Regions from separate parts of the Homo sapiens genome. Here region 1 is linked to region 2. Evidence: read pairs that join two places in POLR2A ChIA-PET (ENCODE). Cell type or tissue: HCT116. All regions are shown on one strand. Links, peaks and the distances in the headings refer to the core of each region. The heading gives the core; the rest is flanking DNA. Region 1 has its middle 14 kb from the start of MTAP. Region 2 has its middle 120 kb from the start of MTAP.

What was found. Peaks named below come from ENCODE experiments on the same cell type or tissue, not always from the same donor. Only the 100,000 strongest peaks of a DNase experiment are listed, where the experiment ranks them.
Region 1: POLR2A ChIA-PET joins it to region 2 with 33 read pairs; 3 of 35 experiments call an interaction of 5 or more read pairs at or near these places.

What each region holds. Positions count from the first base shown.
Region 1 is chr9:21,784,744-21,793,087 of GRCh38, forward strand. No RefSeq gene overlaps it. Among named protein-coding and RNA genes, the nearest start is that of MTAP, 14 kb to the right of the region's middle. In HCT116, for the core only: CTCF peaks have their summits at 4,924 (motif pointing left) and 5,123 (motif pointing left); DNase peaks (open chromatin) are centred at 4,068 and 4,878; H3K4me3 peaks cover 1,249 bases; H3K27ac peaks cover 7,079 bases.
Region 2 is chr9:21,678,953-21,687,296 of GRCh38, forward strand. No RefSeq gene overlaps it. Among named protein-coding and RNA genes, the nearest start is that of MTAP, 120 kb to the right of the region's middle. RefSeq lists an enhancer at 5,533-6,732. In HCT116, for the core only: no CTCF peak of the experiment used is centred there; DNase peaks (open chromatin) are centred at 2,883, 4,214 and 6,119; H3K4me3 peaks cover 626 bases; H3K27ac peaks cover 8,000 bases.

The sequences.
Region 1 (8,344 bases), core at 165-8,164, 110 kb after region 2:
CAGTGAGAGCAAAGCAATATGATGTTAGCCCAACCCACAAATTGGTGTGGGAGCCTTTGGAAAAAGTATAGCCTGTCACTTTCAGTTATCGAACTAAGAGACCATAACAAACATCTGAGCAGCTTTGAGTTTTCTGTTTTTGAACAAGACATTTCAGAGAGGTTGTGCAAAGTATATACTAAAATGCATGTATTTTAACTTGTCTAACATAATCTTGTGACTATTTTGGTGTAAAACACTCTTAGACTACTTGGGATTTTCTAAGAGTTGAACTTCGGAATTTTTAGAACATGGCTTAAAATTCAAAACTCAAAACTATAAATGGAGATTGTGACATAAGGGATTGAAAAGGGTGAGAATCATTCTGAAATGTGTATAGTCATACCATCATGATTCTAGATTTCAGGAACAGCACCTCATTTTTACCAAATAATAGATAAATATGAAGCCTCACCTGCACCACAGACCTGCCCTGTATAGTCAGCTGGCCAGTTGACTATGGGGTACACCTGATTAAAGGTTCCAATTTTCTGCCTCCAGTCTACCTTCAGACTTAAGACACAAACATCATGCCTGGTGCCATTTCCCTCACTCTGCCTCTCATATCATAGTTTCTCACACCCCTTTTTACTTAGCAATGTGATAGAGAAGGAAGACAAAGAACAATTGTTGGTGACTCGTAATATATCAGAAATTGTTACATGTTTTATTCGGTTAAATCCTGGGGCAATGATGCTGCTGCTGCTGCTGATGATGATGATGGTTTTATAGATAAATATAAGGCTTAGACAGTTTGCAGATCTTGATAAAGTGGAATCACCAATGAGTTTTGAAGGGTGAAAACTTGCACAAAGTCACACAGCCAAAACCGGTACTCTTGTCTCTACAACTCAGTGCCTTTCCACCACACTAAGTTGCTTCCCAGGGTGTCTGTCTGCATCTGTACTCTTCCTTCGATTTACAACAGCAGAAGACCCACTAAAAGCAGAGAATAATTGGCAAAGAACTTTGCACATAGCAGGTGTTCCACGTTTGTTCAATGAATATCAGATATAACTTGCAAGATAAAATTTGTTTTCTCAGAGATGAGCATAGCTCAGTAGCAGGGTCTTCCTCTCCTCTCCAGCCTATATCATGCAGACCAGTCTGGGCCCCAACGTGGTCACTAATTTTATGTGTCATCTTGGCTAGGCTATGGCACCCAGTACTCTGGTCAAACACCAGTCTAGATGTTGTTGCAAAGGTTCTTTTTAGACGTGATTAACATTTACATCAGTAGATTGAATAAAGCAGATTACCATCTATTACATAAGTGGGCCTCATCCAATCAAATGAAGGCTTAAGAAAAAAGACTGAGGTCTCCTAAGAAAGCAGGAATTCTGCCACCAGACTGTCTTCAGACTCAAGACTGCAGCATCAACTCTTCCCGGAATCTCCAGACTGTCAACCTGCCCCACAAAGTTCACACTTAGCCCCTACAACTATATAGATATAGATATATACATGCATATGTATATAAGTACATGTGTGTGACATACACTTACACACATACACATGTGTTCATATGTGACATACACTTGACACATGCACACACACACATCCTACTGGTTCTGTTTTTTTGGAGAATCCTAATATAACTGGCATAACTTTCCTGCTAAAAACCAACCAGTGTTTTTATAGAAGGCCAGAGAATGAGTATAGGATTAGTTTATCCCCCTTCTCATAATTAACTTCCCTGTCCCCTTACTCCATGGATGGAAAGGAAGTGGGTGTGAAATGCTTCCTGAGGATGAGCATCATTCTGCATTCTGATGCAAGCATAGCTGCTTCTGCTGCCTTTGCTAACTTCACAGGGGCCTGACCCAAAAGCCAAAAAGGCCATGGGTTTATATTATCTATCACTTCAATTTAAGTTATATGCCTTTCTTCCTGAAAGTCACGGAGTATCTGGAGATGAGAAGTTGCCTCTATTAGAAAAAGCAGGTTTTAGATAGCAAAACCCACTCTGCCAGAAATTCTTTGTTGCCTCTTAGTAACTGTTGTTTTGTACCAGTTCCTCCCCTGTTGAAATGTAGGTATGCATTCCCTTTAGCCCTTTTCCAGGTATGTTAAGATTGGATTATATTTCATTATCAGTTCCAAGAGGACTATCTGTTGATCCTTAAAGGAGCTGCCAAAGAAGGATGGGCTTTCCTCTTAAAATTTTAGACCTTTTGCTTACTCTAAAAAATAAGAATAATACAGGATTGACTAGAAGATTGGTCACTCTTCCATAATAAGATTAAATATTCCAATTTTCAAAGAATAGATTATATTTTCTAATGAAATTTAATAGTAAAATCCAATGATACTCAATTGCCCTCGTATGTGTCCAGTCATTGCTCATGATAGAACTTTTGTTAAAACATGAAAACAATTTACCATCTTGTCCTTCAATCCCTCCTCCAGTAGAACCTCCTTCTTAAAATATTTTAATGCTCTGCGTGCCCTGTAGAATAATATCAGAAGTCTTTAGGGTGCTATGTAAAGGTCAGAAACACCAATGCTCGTGGGACTAGAGGCAAGGCTGGGACTGAATGTGAGACGAAGAGGCCAGGGACAAACTGGGCAGTGCGCATGTCATCCACTGATACTGTGTTGGAATTAGAGAATGATATTGGAAGACACTCCAAATTTTCTAGAAAGCTTGGAAATCCCTATTTTTTCATGTAGAGGTTTCTAAGTTGTAAATGTTGACAGCTTATTTTTTAAAAATACTAGCCATGCACGGTGGCACATGTCTGTAATTCCAGCTACCTGGGAGGTTGACGTAGGAAGGTTCCCAGAGCCCAGGAGTTTGAGGTCCCCCTGGGTAATACAGTGAGACCTTGCCTCTAATAAATAAATAAATAAATAAATAAATAATGAATGAATGAGCGAAACAAACCTCATCTAATTTCCAAATTAACCCTTGGATTCCTGTTTCCAATGCTAGACTCTGACCTATGTCCGCCCGAAAGGCTTCATCTCTCACTCTGCCCCCTTATACTCACACCCTGTGCTCTAACCACATTCCAAGAACGGCAGCTCTTTGAATGTACCACACTGGTTCCTACTTTGGTGCCCTTCAACACATGTTGCCCAGCCCTGCCTTCACTACATGTCCAAAAGCCCTTCCTTGTTCCCTTTTCTTGCCTGCAAATACATATTGCACAGTTCAGCTCAAGGGCCTTTCTTCAAGGCATCCCTCACCCCTACCCAGGCCAAACTCACCATACCCTACCTTGTCACCCCCTATCCCAAAACTGTATATAACGTCCTTATTATATCTATAACATTTGGCTCTTATTTATTTTCTTTACTCCTCCTAAAAGACTCTAAGTTCCCCAAAGGCAGAGACAGTATCTTTTCAATCTCTATTCTCAGCACCTCATGCAGTAGCTAGTATACCATCATCATCATCATCATAATTAACACATTCAGTACTTACCATGTTCCAAGTGCTTTACAAGTATTAACTTGAACTCTCACACAAACCCTGGATAATCACCCTAATTTTACAGATGAAGAAACTGAAGCTGAGTGTCATAAGCTTCAACACCAAATAGTGTAGAGTCAGAGAGTATGGGTCTAGACCTTGCTTCTCTATCATGTTTTCTCCCATATGGCACAGTGGTTTTGTTTTGTTTTGTTTTTTTGTGTGGAAATAAAATTAAACCTAAGGTTCATTTCCTAGTAGTTGATCACTTCAGTATTTCCAATCTCTTTCTTATGTATCTTTCAGTTGCTAATAAAATAGAAAGCTCAGAGATAGTTTTGCCAAGAAGAATTTTATTAAAATACTGCCACTTAAGGACTCTAATCCCACCCAGCCCTCCTGAATTCATCTGGTCTTGATTCAGCCTTGGTGAAAACAGGGTGCAGTCTGACCTACCGATAACCCCATTAAGCAGTTTCTTTTGATGCAAACAGCAATTTAAGCAAATATGCCCTTTTGTTTTCTCTAGAGCTCTTTCTTATCGTAGTAATATCCAAGCTGAGCTTCATGTGGGAAATCAAAGAGCCAAAGACAGGGACTTTTCATTATACACAGAAATCCGACGGAATGCTTTTTATTCCCATTCAAGCAGTTACTACTTATCTGCGTGACTAAGGTATGGAAGATCTAAAAAGAAACTAAGTGCTAGTCTGGCCTCTACTCCTTCACCCAGATGGAAGTTTCACAAGCACGTTTAAAGCTTCGGGTCAAGTGCTGTCACTCTCAAAAACCAGTGGGTCTGCATTTTCCTTTGCACTACAAGTACTCTAACTACAGACATTGTTCCGGTTTTTATCTGATTATAAGTATCCAACTAAAGTAGTTAAATGTTTAGAAAAGGTAAATAACTGATAGTGCATAAGGGAACCTGAAGTACTCTGTTGACACTTAAATTATATAGCCAAGGACAATGGAGGAAATCATTTAGTGCTATTAATCAGTAATCTAACAGTATTGTGTCTGTGTGCAACTGTCTTTCTTTTGGCTAATATCTGTGAATTAATTGGTCATTGAAAAATCTGATAAAGGAATATTCTAAAAGTACACAGTGAAATCCAAATTATTTCTATCAATTACAGCTCACCTTTTCTGAGGCTTAAACTTGACATGTAAAAACATTTTAGTTATCTGTTTCAAAATGAACAATATACCTCTGGTTAAAATTCTACCTTTTAAAAATTAAGGTATTTGAGACCTACAGGGATTAATTCTCTACTTAATATTTACTTTACTTTAGTAGTTTTTCTACAGAAAGTTTGTGAAAGATTTCATCCCCTATATATGTTTCTTTATCCTCCAAAATCTGGTCCTACAACTGTACTCCTTGACCCATAAGGTCAAGTGGTGCCATCTGCTGGTCATAAGAAGTGGTGTCATCTGCTGGTCATTGGTATATAACTATGAGAAAAACCACGTGCACTGTTGTAGAAGCAACTTAAGTAAACTGCAGTAGAGTACACTTACCACTTTAGAATTAACCTTTAAGTTATAACTTCTCTCTTTCCCTTCCCCCTTTCTCTCTCGCACTTTCTCTTATGAAGCCAATATGACTCAAGTTTTAGACTATTTTAAAAGGCAGGTTTGAGAAAAAAAAAAAAGAAAGCAAACTTTTGATGCCCCCTGGTGTTCAGGTTCCTTAGCATTTCTGAACTTCCTCTTTTGCTAAAACTAAAACCATAATAATGTGTTCTTCATTCATTCATTCATTTAGTCATTCACTTATTCATTCATCTAATGAACATAACTATATCATGAACCTATGAATTACACTCTATTTGAGATAACTGGATACCAAATTGTGGCCAACATGACAAGGAAAGAAAAATGAAGAATCTCAAGACAAAATTCAATTGAAATCTGTTTTGAAGTGTCCTTTGAGTTTGTCAGTTCAGTTGTAGCAAATCTGTGATGGCTGCCCTTATAAGTAACCTGAGGAAGAGAGGAAAAGAGGGTAGAAGGTGAAGGGAAGAGAGGGGAGGAGGGAGAGGATGGGCTGGATCAGTGAACATAATATAATCCACTCATGACACACAGAACAGACAACTTGTTGCTTCCTCTTTAAGTGCATTATAAACTAACACTTTTTTTTTTTTTTTTGAGATGGAGTTTTGCTCTTGTTGCCCAGGCTGGAATGCAATGGCCCAATTTCAGCTCACTGCAACCTCCGCCTCCCGTGTTCAAGCGATTCTACTGCCTCAGCCCCCCAAGTAGCTGCGATTACGGGCATGCGCCACCATGCCCAGCTAATTTTTGTATTTTTTAGTAGAGACGGGGTTTCTCCATGTTGGTCAGGCTGGTCTCGAGCTCCCAACCTCAGGTGATCCACCTGCCTCGGCCTCCCAAAGTGCTGGGATTACAGGCGGAAGCCACCGTGCCCGGCCGACACTTTTAAATAAAGAGATAAATGAGCTTGATGGGAATATATTACTTTACGAGCAAGATTTGTGTCTAATGCTTTAACTTAATTGTGGCAATTATTGTCAGATGGTCTAGGAAAAAATTGTGTATCTGGTACATGACTTTTGGGGAGCTCTAGGAAGCCCTCAGCAACATCATATTTCCCTTTGCACACCTCTGCTCCAGAGATATTTTCACAGTTGGATAAGATGCTTCTTAGATGATCACCAATACTCCATGCCTACTCATCAGTCCAGCCACTTGAAACAATCACCAGTACAACAGGACCGCCATATCTCCATGATATGAAATGAAGAGCTCATCCACGTGCCAGGAAGGTGGTGCACCCCAGCTGAATGGGAACAGAAGTTCCTGTGCTCAGGACCCTTCTAGACTTCACTTTATGTATCTTTTTATCTGGATATTTATTCATATCCTTTCAAATACCCTTCATAATAAATCAGTAAACGTGTTTCCCTGAGTTCTGTGAGCCACTCCAGCAAATTAATCGAACCCAAAGGTGGGGGGAGGAGGTTCACGGGAACCCCAATTTGAAGCCAGTCAGTCCGAAGTTCCAGAAGCCTGGACTTGCAACCGGGGGGAAGGAGGGGATGGGCTTGTGGGAGTAAGCTCCTAACCTGTGGGATCTGATGATTTATCTGGGTAGATAGTTGGAATTAAATTAGAGGACACCCAGCTGGGTCCTCCTGCAGAATTGACTGCTTGCTTGCTGGAGGGGGAAAATAAACACATATTTTTGGATCACAGAAGTCTCCTGTGTTGATTGTTATGGTGTGAGAGCACAGGAAAAATGGTTTGAGAGTTTTTCCTAAACAACATGATATACACGTACCAAAATATCACTGTATCCCACAATACATACAATTATTTTGTGCCAACTAAAAATAAAAGGAAAAACAAGAATTTAAAAATCCTAGCATGGTACTGGCATAAAAGCAGACATATAGAACAGTGGAACCCAACAGAAATTTCAGAAATAAACTCCTATTTGTGGTCAATGTAGTTTTGACAAAGATTTCAAGAACACACAGTGGGTATAATGACAGTCTCTTCAATAAGCAGCGTTGGAAAAACTGGATATCCACCCACAGAAGAATGAAATTAGACCCTCATCTCACTCCATATACAAAAATAAACTCAAAATAGATTTCAGATTTAAATGTAAAGCCCAAAACTGTAAAATTTCTAAAAGAAAACGTAGAGGAAATGCCCTGTGATACTGGTCTGAACAGTGGTTTCTTGGATACAACATAAAAAGCATAGGAAATAAAAGAAAAAATAGACAAATGAGACTGTATCAAACAGAAAAATCTTCTGGACAGCAAAGGAAATAATAGAGTAAAGGAACAACCCAAGAATTCGGATAAAATATTTGCAAATCTGTCTTCTGATAAGGGCCTAATATCCAAAATATATAAGGAACTAAAACAATTCAGTAGCAAGAAAACAACCTGATTTAAAAAATGGGCAAAGGACCAAAGTAGACATTTCTCAAAAGAAGATAAATGGCCAACAGATACATGAAAAACTATTCAACATCATCAATCATCAGGGAAATGCAAATTAAAATCACAATGAGATATCAAGTCATTTCTATTAGAACGGCTATTATCAAAAAGATGAAAGAGAACAAGTGTTGGAGGGGGATGCGGAGAAAAGGGAACCCTTGTGCACAGTGGTAGGAAGGTAAATTAGTATAATCACTTCAGAAAACAGTACAAAGTTTCCTTAAACAAACAAAAATACAATTACCATATGATCCAGCAATTCCACTTCTGGACATACATCCAAAGAAAATGAAATGAGTATGTCAAGGAGATATGTGCACTTTCATGTTTATTGAAGCATTGTTCACAATAGCCAAGACGTGAAATCAACCTAAGTGTCCATTATGAATGAATGGATAAAGATGATACACAATTGAATATTATTCAACCTTTAGGAAAAGAAGGAAATTCTGCCCTTTGTGACAATGAGGATGAACCGGGAGAAAATTATGCTAAGTAGAATAGGCCAGGCAGAGAAACACAAATACTGTACTGCATGATCTTACTTATATATGGAATCTAAAAAAGTCAAACTCATAGATGTAGAGAGTAGAACGGTGCCTACCAGAAGCTGGAGATTTGGAGGTAGTGATTATTTGAATGGGGAAAGGGAAGATGTTGATCAAAGGGCACAAAGTTTCAGTTAGACAGAAGGAATAAGTCTGTGATCTATTGCACAGCATGGTGACTATAATTAAGAATAATGTTTTATATATTTCAAAATTGCTAAAAGAGTATATTTTAAACGTTCTTACATAAAGAAATGCTAAGTATCTGAGATAGAAAATATGTCAGTTTGATTTAATTATTCTATAATGTGCATATATGTTCATATATAACATCTCCTGAATATATACAATTC
Region 2 (8,344 bases), core at 238-8,237:
ATACTTTTGTAATTATTTAAAAGTCCAGTTATTTTAAATGTATGGGAAAATTTGCTTTCCTTCTTTTTTATTTTTTGCAAAAAAAAATTCAAAAATTAGAAAAGAGAGTTAAAGGAAACTTCATGTATATCTTCTATTATAAACTTTTGGTGATACAAAACATAATGTTACTGAAATAGGTCATAAATAATTTGTATTTCACTGGGATAGCAGAATTAGATAAGTAATTTACTAGAGTGAAGTATTATGTTCTGAATTTTAAAGACAACTTTAGCATGAACTTTAATACCAAATTACACTTCAAAAGTTGAATAACAACAATGTCACGGTTACACATATTTTTAAAAGTACACATTTGTATATGCAACTATTTTAAATACATGCTGCTGTTTTTCTTATCTGCCTTGGATTTTTCTAACTTTTATAAGAATGTGGAAAAGAACCATTTTATTTTACCTGGTAAATAGACATTACAATCTACAGTGGTATGGGGAGCTGAAGAAGATTTCTTTATAACTAGAGCAGTTTCCTAACAGAATTTGAACTTTCTGCAGATATGAGTCTGACAGGTAGAAAAACCACAGAGCAGCCAGGCTCAGCTGGGTCCAGAACATTTGAAAGACTGTCCCAAGAATCCTGGCAGCACCCAGATGATAGTGTGCTCCTTTCGACAGTCACTGTATTCATTCCTTGGAAACCAGTATCAGGCTAAGAATTCCCTAAGGAGCATTTGGCAGCCAGGAAACTGATTCCAGCCCTGAAAGCAATGTTCTCCAAACTTCATTTACCCCTTAAAAGAACATGAAAATCTCCATAACCTCTTGCAAAAGTTTAAAGTGATATCTAAAATTTGTCCAAAATGTAAATATTACAAATTGTGTAACTTCCAACTTTTCTTAAATATTGATCGTTTTATATTGTTTTAAAATTGTTATATAATTTTAAAATGCATCTTATGAAATTTAGATAAGAAAGTGATTTAATTTCCTGTCATCAGAAATCTAAGAAAATAGCAATCCATAAATGAACTCTTCATTAACATCTGGAAATTTTACATCTTCTCTCTATTTTTTAAGCCTATTTTAAAAGTTCCCTTTCGCATCAAGTTTTATCCAAATTTCATATAATTTAATTCACAAAATATAATTTTATTTTATTCTTAAATCTTCTACTAATGACCCTGTTATACTTCTTTGCAGCAAAAATATAAAAGAAATATAATTTTTTAATTTCCTAACAGGTTGTAAATGTTAAAAAATATTTCTTCTGTAATATTACAAGTATTAGTAGTAAGCATGTATTAATAATGTATCAAAATACATTCTATTATTGAATCATTTAATATAACTAATTAAAATATTAAAATATTGATAAGTATACATTAAATCTAAAAGAACAAAATTATCTCTTAACGGGTTTTGGTTTTTCCCTCATAGATCTGTATCTGAATGCTACTTATTGCTAGAATAAGTTAGAGTTTGATATTACTTCTATTCTTGTCATTTTAACTGAGGTAAACGCTAAAACAAACAAACAAAACCTTTATTTATGAATGAGAATGAAAACACTTTTTAATTACAGTTATGACGTTTAATTCTTGGACCTTTATACAACTTTTGTGCCAAAAATTACTGTCAATGCAAAAGTATTTTTAAAGATCTATCAGCGAAAAATTTGTTTAGCCCTTCTTCATTTTAGCAGAAGGCAAAGAATTAGAGCCCCCCTGTGATTTGTTACCCAGACATGAAACTCTCCCTCTTCCACGCCTACACCAGCTGAAGTGTTTTTCCCTCCAAGACAATGCTTCATATTAAGATTCCAGGTGGAGGAAAAGCATGGCTTCTTTGTAACTACAGACCGTTTTTTAGGAAAGAATTCACAGGATACGTGTGGCTGTGAAAACATCCTTAACATTATCCATGCCCTTAGAAAGTCTTTGTGAACCTCCATATAAGTACTTTTGTTGAGGACCACTGTCTTGCATCTGTGGCACTTGGTGACCTAAGAAGTATTAAAGAAAAAATAAATAGGAAGATGGGCTGTTTTCACTGCATGCCTACTGATGGTTTTTCTGTAACAGTTTGTGATTATTTCTTAAAACCTGACAAATAGATAAGAAACACAAGTCAGTGTGCTACACCAAGAAAGGCCTGGATTTAAGAATCCGAAAGCATGGTTTCAACTATTAGCTATATTCCTAATTGGCCTCTGGAAAACTTCACTACATTTCTCTGGGCCTCAGTTTTCTCATTTGAAGCCTGGGACAGTGTTTCCGAAAGCTAACTGAGATGATTTTAAGTGGTGTATGTCCAAACTTGACTTGATACACATTTCTTTTATTATTTATCAGGAAAAAATAGTCAATCTACTAAGTCCATGATCCTTGAATATAGTTTTTTAGAAGGTATCTAAAGGATATTTTAGTTTTTTAAAAAAATAATCTATTTAGAAAAAATATTAAATAACTAGATATGTTAAAATTCATGTGTAGGAATTAATGAAGTTTGTGAAAAACTAGAAGACTTACAATTTCCATGGTTCTGTCAAGATCTAGCATTATATAATTCTATAAAAAACATTTGGAAGGAAAAAAAAGAAAGGGAGAAAACAAGGAAGGAAGAGGGAGAGGAAGGGAGAAAGGACTTTAAGAAGGCTATGTATTTCTAGGTAGACTTGTAAAACCTCATAGTCATGGATGGCAAATAGCATCCCACGCAAGAAAGTTCAAAAGGCAAGTTCAGGCAAATTATTCATTTAAGCATTAATGAATAGATGTTTTAAAGGCAGAATACCAATTATGCGAATCAGCCTTTCTTAACTCTCTGAGCTTGAGCTAAAAATCTTCACGATGTCTATATAGCCAAGTGATGAGGAAATCTGAGTAATTACCCAGGAAAGGCAAGCAAATAAAACTTAACCACAAGGCTCAGAGGACTGAGTTACATGCCTACATAGGCTGTCTTTACTGATAGAATTATTCAGGTAATCTAATAACCCCCTTATCACATGGCCTATGTTGCCACAGCCAATTCCTAATGCCAGACTTTTAGTCAGGATAGCTTACGGAGAATAAATGTTCTGCAAATAGTGTAGGTTTTTCCAGGTTAGTAAAGAAATTCAACTTTTCAAAAAGGTTATCCACTACTCAGAGACAAAGAATAGACTGAATTAATGAGTATTCGTATAAGCAATTTCCTAAGCCTTATAGATTTAGAATATGTGTAAATGCATCCAGCTAGCAATATTAGGATATTTTTAGCTTCATTTTTTTAGTAATATATTAAGAGCAAACTCCAGCTTTCCTTCTTGTTCCTTCTTGTGTCCTAATCCTTAAGATCAATAAAACGAAAGTTGTTCAGTCAAATAAAAATATTTAGTGTGTACATGCACAGAGGCACACACACACATACATACACACATGAACACAGGTACACATAAACACCACCAAACAAAATTTATGTTAGAATTGCTTCAATTAAAGAATAAATCAATCCAAGAAGCGTATGAGAAACATTATCTCAGCTATGCCCTAAGCTAATTCCTTTTTTGTCCTCTTGTCTTATATTCTAACAAAGGAAAGTCACTCTATTTGGCCTAGTCTACAGTGTTTCTCAGGCTCTAAGTGCCTTTTCTCCAAATAACCATAGTAACTCTATATTTGTTGTTTTACTAAGCATTTTTCCACCCATTTTCTGTATTAAATATAACAGCCTTATGGGATAGGAACACCTAAAGAAGAACCGGACAGTTTCTCTGAGCATTTCCTTTTGCTAGAAAAGTTTAGAATAATAAGAAAGCAACACTAATAACAGCTGCCATTTATTAAACACTTATTACTACTGAGGAGTTTTTAAGCACAAAAATATTTCTTATTCCTCACAACATTGAAAAGAGATATTACTTTATTTTATAGATCAGTAAGATGCTCTGAGGTTGACATTCTCAGGGTTATACACACAGTAGTGGCAGAATTGGGGACTGAACCTAAATTGATATTTTCGTGAAACCAGAAGGACTTTCTTCTATTTCACCCCACTCCCTTACTAATGGTTCTCACTTAATGTTTGTTGAGTGAAACCTAATACTCAGACATGCTCTTTTCAAATGAGCTCAATAGCAGATGTCTGTTCAAATCCCTTAGGTAATTAGAAGTAGAAATGGTTGGAAATTTCCCAATTGACTATGAGTAATAGTGAGGCCATCTGGGTAATATATAAACCCATTCACACCAATTCTTCTCCAAATGCCCCAGAAGCATTATTACTTAGCAGAGCAGGCCAAAGAAGGTTAACCGGCTGCTTTAAAGGAAAGGTGGGGAAAGAGGAGCTTTGCTCTAACATGGTCAGGTCATTCTACTGCCAGTACCATCCTGGAAGGGTCTGGTTTCAACAGGTGTCAGTCCAGGGACTATTACAAAGAAGGAAACGGAAAAATAGGGCAGCACACACTTTTTAAAAAGTCTTTCCTTATTTATTCGTAAGTTGAAAGGAGAGAGTGATGGCAGAATGTGAGTGTAGTATATTAAGATATGAAATACAACAGCTGAATGAGTAGAGTGTTTTCACTGTTCTGGTAAGAATGAAATACATGGGTATATTCAAACTAAATGCTCTTATATATGCATTTCAAACTGGTATTGCTCAATATAAAGATATATGATGAAATGATAAAATTCATGCCAATAATTTAAATTAAAATCTTCTTTATTTAGAACATTAAATAGCAAATAAAACACCATAAGAAGCTGAAGAGGGTCTGTCAAAGGAAGACCACCAATCTACCACCAGGAGTCGATTTCAGTTCCCCTAAATATCCAAGCATGAGGGAATGCTGGCAATGTGAACGTTCAATGGTAAAGTATCTGAGGATTTTGCAGATGCAGGTTGTCAAACTCATCATTAATGGAAGTAATCAAGAGCTCTAAGCATCCTTTTTCTTTTCCATAAGTTCCAGGGTGCATGTGCATACATTCTAAATGCTGGTCTGTTAAACCGATGTGCAAATTTTCAAGGACTATGCCAAAAGATAATAGCAGCAAGCCCACATTCAAATGCTGGAGAAAAGGAATGGGCTCATGACAATGAGCAAGTTAGATAATGCTTACAAATCACACTCGGGAGGCATTTTCTTCATGTTCACAGAATCTGTAAAATCCCTTTGCAGCAGAGTATGGCATGTTTTATTTTTTTCTTTTTCCAAGTTAGGTAACAAGTTTAGAATATATCTAAAATTTATTGGATACTAATTGTGTCCTAGGGTCTCTGTTTAGAACATTTATTTGCACTGTCTTATTTAATCCTTACAACAAGCTTATGAGGAAAATTTCATTATTACTCTATGTATTACATGAGGAAGCTGAAGATTAAGGAAGTCAACCGTCAATAGCCATGTAGCTATTAAGTGGGCCTCTGAGATTCTAGAACAGATCAATCTGACTCCAGACTCCTTTACCACACACTGCATTATTTGATAAGAACGTAAGGGAGTTGCCCAGAGCATCTAATCTCAAACCTATCTCTATTAATTCCAAAGTCCTTTATTTTTCCATGCCCACATTCTCCTCTATATTGAATCTTGTAGTGGATTTTATTAAATGAAGTGTGGATTTTCCCTCTCTAAGAATGTCTACAGTGAAGTTATTTACCACAAGATGGTTTTCATCCAGACAGAGGTATATCTAACACGAATAAATATTTTCTGAGCATTTACCATCTGCCCCACACTACAGTAACACTGTCGAGTTCACTGAAATGAACCTGATGGCTTCTGTGATTCCAGGCAGCAACATGTTTCTCTAAATCCAATGAAAATAGGAACTTATAACATCTTCAGCTTACATATTTACTGTTAACACGAAGGGGGAAATAAAATGATTTCATTTCCCTTTCGCTGTTTGAGGAGCAGTAAAGCCCAGCTTCTTGACTTTGAGTCATACACCTTGAATGGTAGGTTGGGCAAACTGGTGGTCACCTTCAGGTCCCAACCTGTAGAGCAACCCACCTTGGAAAGCCTCATCATTCAGGGAGGTAAGTGTGCCAGGCTCCACAAACCTGGACTTGCTGGTGAAAAGTCTCTCCAGCCAAGAACAGCACAGCCAGGAAAGGGTAGTGGGAGGTAGAAAGCAAGCTCAGAGCTGGCAAGTGGACAGAATGAGTCACCTCTTTGATGTGGAGTGGTTATTCCAAACACAGCAAAGGTGAGCAAGCATTTCCTTCCTCTGACTACCCTAACTACAGCGGCAACAGCCCCTTAATGTAGGAAACTGAGTCACAGGCTAGGAAGGTTTCAGAGATGCAGGAGGAAAATTGCTAGACTATACTGTAATACCAATCTTACTAAGATAAATTTAGTGTCAGCCTGGTAAAATATCATTCTGCCTTATTTGCATAAACTAATTTTCCCTTGTTTCCACAACCTTTCCTCATTGCTCCCTATTCTTAGTAGGGATGCCAGTTAAGAAATGTACACATAGAGCAAGACCTTTCAGCAGAATTAACTCTTTAAAGGAATCAGTGAATGTGAGTGAAAAGAAGACTGGGATTGTCTTATTAAGAGAATGAAAACGCCGTAAAAAAAAAAAGGTTGTTAAACCCACTGGTGGTTCTGGGAGTGGCTGGTTCTTTCATAAGAACAGTTTGGTATACTGGGTCATGCTAGAATTCGCCTGCCTCAGCCTAAATGGATTGAGTCCATTTGCAGAAAACAGAGGAAAAGTACGCTGTTTCCACTGGTTTCAACTTGGAGCAGGATTGTCTGTTGGTGTCTCAGCATGGGGCCTTCTTCACTCTCCCTGGAAGCAAGGCCCAGAAACATAAAGGCTATGTTTTCTAGACTCCTTGTAAGTAGTGCTCTGATTTAGGGTCTTCTAACGAGAGACACTTGCACGAGAAGGTGGAAGAGAAGGCACTGTTATTGCTCTGGAGTTAGTGAGCAGGTACAGGGTCACTGGCAGATAGCAGATCTGAGGTTTTGCCAGTGACTTTTGGGGGTCTGCCTGAAAATCACCTACTTAGGTGCTTCAGACAACTGAGACAGGTGATGAAGGTCCCCTGCAACTCCTGCCTTACCTGATTTCCTGAATACTTGTGGCAGTTTCCCTGATTTTCTTGTCTTACAATGTTTTGTAAACCCTAAATTAAATTTCCTGATTGAATAGCTAAAGAGGTTTCTGTTTTAGACTAAACCCTACTTGTCACATACTTCGAAGGGGCAAAGAATATATCCAAATAATTCACCTTTCATAAATTATTAAGAATCTATTTTTATGTAAGAATTCATCTTTTTCAAACGTTTATATTTTCATTATGTACCAATTCTTGTGGCAATGACTTACAAAATTTACTATGGAGTCATGAAATGTATTTCATGCTTCTCATGACATCTGTTGTATATTAACATATGTTCATCTATCCTATGTCCTTGAAGAGTGCTATATGTTTGGTCTGTTCTTATGTCAGAGAACACAAAAATACACACACCCACAACCTGAATTTTAGTTTGTAAATTTAGTGGCTTTGTCTGAAGCTTTTCTGAGCAAAGAGTAGAAGGAGAGAGAGAAATGACCTGAATTCTTAAGAATAGCATCCAAAATTTTGACTCATATAGGCCAGAGTAAAGGGGAAAGGTGAGTCTTTCAGAGAAAACATAATCTTCGTGAATTAACTTTTTTCCTTCACAAAGATCAGGCTTAATCTTTGCTCCCTCTTGCCTCTCTCATATTTATTTTCATTTCCCAATCAGCAAAGGAAATATGCTTAATTTTAGACTTAACCTGAAGCTCAACATTGTGGGTAAGGGGACTTGTTCTGAGCAGTTTAAATTCTAAGGCCTCATGATTATTGAATAAACACTGAATGAAAATAGAGCGACTAAAATATCATGAGATTAATAAGTTTGACATGATTGTGTACGCTTTAGTTTGCTTATGTAGGACATTATAACTGAAAGAAATGCTCTGCAATTTTGTGGATGATGTCATTTGATTATTTGACTTTCCTAGAAAGGAATAATTTAGATGTTCACTGCCCAAACTATATCATCTCTCTTTCCTTCAGGGTGTGCTATAAGATTTTCAGTGTAAATAAGATGTCAAAAATTGGAAGCCCAAACCACAGAACAAAGATGGCTTGCAGATTCATCTATGTATTCAGTCCTTCATTTAAAAAATCATTAATGAAGTTTCTACTATATGCCAGCCTCTGTTCTAGGCACTGGGGACATAGCCATGAGCAAAATAAACTAAAATCTCTGTCTTCGAGTAGTTTACATTCTATTGTTGGAAGAGATAGAAAACAAATCCAATAAATAAAATTCATAATATTAGAGGAAGACAAGTGTTTTTGAA